2 separate regions of the Homo sapiens genome follow, and region 1 is linked to region 2. The links are chromatin loops, found by intact Hi-C in ENCODE. Cell type or tissue: transverse colon. All regions are shown on one strand. Each heading gives the region's core, and the rest is flanking DNA. Links, peaks and the distances in the headings are about the cores only.

What was found. Hi-C counts contacts between places; a loop is a spot of excess contacts. Peaks named below come from ENCODE experiments on the same cell type or tissue, not always from the same donor. Only the 100,000 strongest peaks of a DNase experiment are listed, where the experiment ranks them.
Region 1: a loop joins it to region 2, with 2.9 times the contacts of the local background. A loop is called at or near these places in 74 of 110 quality-filtered maps.

The regions. Positions count from the first base shown.
Region 1 is chr19:768,704-771,609 of GRCh38, reverse strand. No RefSeq gene overlaps it. Among named protein-coding and RNA genes, the nearest start is that of LINC01836, 13 kb to the left of the region's middle. In transverse colon, for the core only: CTCF peaks have their summits at 201, 984 and 1,183 (motif pointing left); a DNase peak (open chromatin) is centred at 1,129.
Region 2 is chr19:969,296-972,198 of GRCh38, reverse strand. It overlaps ARID3A (AT-rich interaction domain 3A), which reads right to left. Exons shown (of 9, transcript NM_005224.3): 9 at 1-321. The coding sequence ends at 134. Among named protein-coding and RNA genes, the nearest start is that of WDR18, 14 kb to the left of the region's middle. In transverse colon, for the core only: a CTCF peak has its summit at 1,362 (motif pointing left); no DNase peak of the experiment used is centred there.

The sequences.
Region 1 (2,906 bases), core at 114-2,613, 200 kb after region 2:
GAGGGGACTGGGCAGAGGAGGAGGGGGAGACAGGGAGGAGGGAGAGTAGACAGAGGAGGGAGAGGAGAGAGGGGACTGGGCAGAGCCTTGTGGGCTGCACGGAGGACTTGGGCTTCTACCCAGAGGGAAATGGGAGCCATGGAGGGCTGTGGGCAGAGCAGGGACACCCCCAGTCAGCCTCACAGGCGCCCTCTGGCTGCTGTGGAAGAGCCACCGCACTCGGCCACTTCCGGCTAATTTTATTTATTTATTTTTATTTTTATTTTTGAGACGGAGTCTCACTCTGTCGCCCAGGCTGGAGTGCAGTGGCTCGATCTCGGCTCACTGCAAGCTCCGCCTCCTCCCAGGTTCAAGTGATTCTCCTGCCTCAGCCTCCTGAGTAGCTGGGACTACAGGTGCCCCCCACCACACCCGGCTAATTTTTTTGTATTTTTAGTAGAGACAGGGTTTCACCTTGTTAGCCAGGATGGTCTCAATCTCCTGACCTCGTGATCCGAGGGCCTCGGCCTCCCAAAGTGCTGGGATTACAGGTGTGAGCCACCGCGCCCGGCCCTGCGGGCTCTGTTTTCAACCTCTAAATAGTTGGTCAGGGCTGGGCTCGATGGCTCACACCAGTAATCCCAGCACTTTGTGGGGATGAGGCAGGAGGATCACTTGAGGAGTTCAAGACCAGCTTGGGAAACATGGTGAGAACCCCATCTCTACAAATAATTTTTTTTTAGATGGAGTCTCACTCTGTCATCTCTACAAATAATTTTTTTTTTTAGATGGAGTCTTCCTCTGTCACCCAGGCTGGAGTGCAATGGCTCAATCTCAGCTCACTGCAACCTCCACCTCCCAGGTTCAAGCAATTCTCCTGCCTCAGCTTCCTGAGTAGCTGGGATTACAGGTGAACGCCATCACACCCGGCTATTTTTTTTTTTTTTTTTAAGTAGAGACGGGGTTTTGCCACGTTGGCCAGGCTGGTCTTGAACTCCTGACCTCAAGTGATCCACCCGTCTTGGCCTCCCGAAGTGCTGGGATTACAGGCGTGAGCCACCGCGCCCGGCCCTGTCCAGGCTTTCAAGGAGCACTAAGCAAACACCATCCGGTTACGGGAATGAGAAGGTGAGAGTGGCGGCAGGTGCGTTTTCTCCCTGGCGGGGCGAGGGCCGCGGCTGCATCCTTGGTGTTTGCCGCCCTCTGGTGGCAGCGTGCATCGGCTCCTCTCCGGCTCACACCAGAAAGTCACATGGAAGTCATTGTCTGGTGACAATTCGTTAATTTACTTGGTCAGAACCAACATTCATTCTTTTTTTTTTTTTTTTTTTTTTTTGAGACGGAGTCTCGCTCTGTCGCCCAGGCTGGAGTGCAGTGGCGCGATCTCGGCTCACTGCAAGCTCCACCTCCTGGGTTCACCCCACTCTCCTGCGTCAGCCTCCCGAGTAGCTGGGATTACAGGCGCCCACCACCACGCCCGGCTAATTGTTTGTATTTTTAGTAGAGACGGAGTTTCACCATGTTAGCCAGGATGGTCTTGATCTCCTGACCTCGTGATCCGCCCGCCTCGGCCTCCCAGAGTGCTGGGATTACAGGCGTGAGCCACCGCACCTGGCCTCAACATTCATTCTTATTCCTCACTGATTTTCACCAGGTGCCCGGTGACCCTCATGACGTCCCCCAGGGCAGGGATGTCAATGTGGCGACTTCACTTACAGATAAGGACACTGAGGCTGGGAGAGGGGTAGGCCTTGCCCAGGGTCCCTCAGGGGCATGTGGCAGAGCTGGGAATCTGTCCTGGGCTTGGAGCCTGAGCTCCCAACACCGAAGGAACCTGAGGATGCTGTGTGGCACCTGGAACCAGCTGAGCCTGAAGCTGGCCCTACATTGATGTTTCAGTTACGGGAACCCATAAAGCCTAGTTTTGCCAAAGTCAGTCTGAGTTATGTTTGCTTGTGTCCTCTCCTAAATCTCTTTATTTTATTTATTTATTTATTTATTTATTTTTGAGACGAAGTCTTGCTCTGTTGCCCAGGCCGGAGTGTAGTGGCGCGATCTCAGCTCACTGCAACCTCCATCTCCCGGGTTTAAGTGATTCTCGTGTCTCAGCCTCCTGAGTAGCTGGGACTAGGCACGCGCTACCACGCCTGGCTAATTTTTTTTATTTTTATTTATTTTTTATTTATTTATTTTTATTTTTTGAGATGGAGTCTCGCTCTTGTTGCCCAGCCTGGAGTGCAATGGTGCGATCTCGGCTTACCACGATCTTTGCCTCCTGGGTTCAAGTGATTCTCCTGCCTCAGCCTCCCGAGTAGCTGGGATTACAGACACCTGCCACCACGCCCAGCTAATTTTTTGTATTTCCTAGAGACAGGGTTTCACCATGTTGGTCACGCTGGTCTCAAACTCCTGACCTCAGGTGATCCACCTCCTGCCTCAGCTTCCCAAAATGCCAGGATTACAGGCATGAGCTACCATGCCTGGCCCCTGCAGGGTTAATTAAAATGGAGTTGAGGCCAGGTGCAGTGTCTCACGCCTGTAACCCCAGCACTTTGGGAGGCTGAGGCGGGTGGATCATCTGAGGTCTGGAGTTCCAGACCATCCTGCCCAACATGGAGAAACCCCGTCTCTACTAAAAATACAAAAATTAGCCAGGCGTGGTGGTGGGTGCCTGTAATCCCAGTTACTCCGGGGGTTGAGGCAGGAGAATCGCTTGAACCCAGGAGGCAGAGGTTGTGGTGAGCTGAGATTGCGCCGCTGCACTCCAGCCTGGGCAACAGCGTGAGACTCTGTCTCAAAAAACCAAACAAACAAAAAAGAGAATTCTCCTCCTTTCCCTGGCATATCATGATACACTGAGCCAGGAGGAAACCAGGAAAGAATATGAACTCCCTCCTGCTAGCAGCGAGCGCCAGCGGACAGTTTTG
Region 2 (2,903 bases), core at 1-2,500:
AGCTGTGGCTCCTTTCTGGATATCTTCCCTCCCCACCCGTATCTTCCGCCATCCTGGCCCCTGTGTGGCCCACCTGGACCCCCTGCCCAGGCCGGCGGGCTCCAGGGTGGGTGGCGGGTGGGGAGTGATGCGGTTAAGGCAACGAGTTATTTGAGGTAGATGTGGAGGGTGTGGACAGCCCCGCTGGCCCAGCCTGGCCGCCGCTGGTTCCGGTGTTTCCTCCCCGGCCGCCTGCGTTGCTGCTGCTGCCGCCGCCGCCGCCGCCTCCTTTGTTGGGAGCAGAGGTTGGCGTGGGGGCCGGCGGCTGAGCAAACAGAACTCCTAAGGCAAGAACAGAAGACATATGCCATGCAGAGTTTAAGAAGATGCGAGGCGGGCCACAAGGGAGACCCAATGGGGTGCTCCGGGGAATAAACTTCTCTCTCACTCTGTCCCCCAGGCTAGAGTGCAGTGGTGGCATCAGAGCTCACTGCAGCCTCAACCTCATGGGCTCAAGTGATCCTCCCAGCTCAGCCTCCCGAGTAGCTGAGACCACAGGGGCGTGCCACCATGTCTGGCTAATTTTTTATTTTTTTGTTTTTTTTTGAGATGGTGTCTCGCTCTGTCGCGCAGGCTGGAGTGCAGTGGTGCGATATTGGCTCACTGCAACCTCCACCTCCTGGGTTCAAGCAGTTTTCCTGTCTCACCCTCCTGAGTAGCTGGGACTAACTACAGGCGCCTGCCACTACACCAGCCAATTTTTTATTTTTAGTACAGACGGAGTTTCACCATGTTGGCCAGGCTGGTCTCCAACTCCTGACCTCAGGTGATCCACCCACCTTGGCCTCCCAGAGTGCTGGGATGACAGGCATGAGCCACTGTGGCTGGCAATATTTTAGCAATTTTTTATTTTTTGTAGAGATGGGCTCTCAATATGTTGCCCAGGCTGGTCTCAAGTTCCTGGCCTAAAACAATCCTCCTGCCTCTGACTCCCAAAGTGCTGGGATTACAGACGTGAGCCCAGCTTAAACTTCCCCACTGTGTCTGCTCACTCCTTCATCACACACATGTGCATATATATGGATGCACGTGAGCACACACGTGTGTTTAATCCACACATGCACATCAGCGTGCACACAGCTCTTGCAGGGAGAACCCTGATGCCCATGGTTCGTTGATGTGGGGTTGCGAGACCCCTAGCACACAGTTGGCCTTCTCCCCTGTAAGATTCAATATGAATGTACACGTTTTACATCTGATTTCCGGAGGGCACGGACCCCTCAAAAATCCATTTGTGGACCTGTGAGGACACCACTGACCTTCAGCTCAGCCTCTGACCACAGCCGGGCGGGGGCCTGCAACAAGGCTGCTCTGTGTCGACAGCGCCACCTGGTGGCCACTATGAACCATCGGCCTGACTCCACTTTAAGAAAAACTATTCATTTACCGCCGGGTGTGGTGGCTAATGCCTGTAATCCCAGCACTTTGGGAGGCCAAGACCAGCAGATCACGAAGTCAGGAGTTCGAGACCAGCCTGACCAACATGGTGAAACCCCGTATCATCTAAAAATACAAAAATTAGCCGGGCCTGGTGGCATGCACCTGTAATCCCAGCTACTCAGGAGGCGGAGGTTGCAGGAGCTGAGATCATGCCATTGCACTCCAGCCTGGGCAACAGAGTGAGACTCTGTCTCAAAAAAAAAAAAAAAAAAAAAAAAAAAGAAAAACTATTCATTTACTTATGTTCTTTTGTAGAGATGGGGTCTTCTGTGTTGCCCAGGCTGGCCTCAAGCAAACCTCTCTCCTTAGCCTCCCAAAGTGTTGGGATTACAGGCGTGGGCCACTGCCCCTGGCACTGACTCCACTTTTTTAATTAAATTTTTTAATTCTTTTTTTTTTCTTCCTCTGAGACGAAGTCTTGCTCCATTGCACAGGCTGGAGTGCGGTGGCGCGATCTCGGCTCACTGCAACCTTCGCCTCCCGGGTTCAAGCAATTCTCCTGCCTCAGCCTCCTAAGCAGCTGGGATTATAGGCACACACCAGCACACCTCGCTAATTCTTGTATTTTTAGGGAAGATGGGGTTTCACCATGTTGATCAGGCTGGTCTTGAACTCCTGACCTTGTGACCCACCCACATCAGCCTCCCAAACTGCTGGGATTACAGGTGTGACCTACTGTGCCCGGCAACTTTTTAATTCATTTTATTTAAAAAAATATGTATATATAGGGTGGGCGCGGTGGTTCATGCCTGTAATCCCAGCACTTTGGGAGGCCGAGGCAGGCGGATCACCTGAGGTCAAGAGTCCAAGACCAGCCTGGCCAACATGGTGAAACCTCATCTCTACTAAAAATACAAAAAAAAATTAGCTGGGTGTGGTGACACACGCCTGTAGTCCCAGCTACTTGGGGAGGCTGAGGCAGGAGAATCGCTCGAACCCAGGAGGCACAGGTTGCAGTGAGTCAAGATCGTGCCACTGCACTCCAGCCTGGGTGACAGAGGGAAGACTCCCTCTCAAAAGAAAAAAAAAACAACTATATATATATATATCTATGTAGATATAGATATAAAAGTATATATGTATTTATAGATACATATAAATCTATATCTAATCTATATATATCTATGTATAGCTACAGCTATATCTATCGATATATCTATATATAGATATATAGAGAGAGAGAAGGACGGGATCTCACTCTTTCACCCAGGCTGGAGTGCAATGGTGTGATCTTGACTCACTGCAACCTCCACCTCCTGGGCTCAAGTGATCCTCCCTACTCAGCCTCCCGAGTAGCTGGGACTATGGGCGCCTGCCACCACGCCCTGCTGATTTTTATATTTTTAGGAGAGATGGGGTCTCACTATGTTGCCCAGACTGGTCTTGAACTCCTGGGCTCAAGTGATCCTCCCGTGTTAACCTCC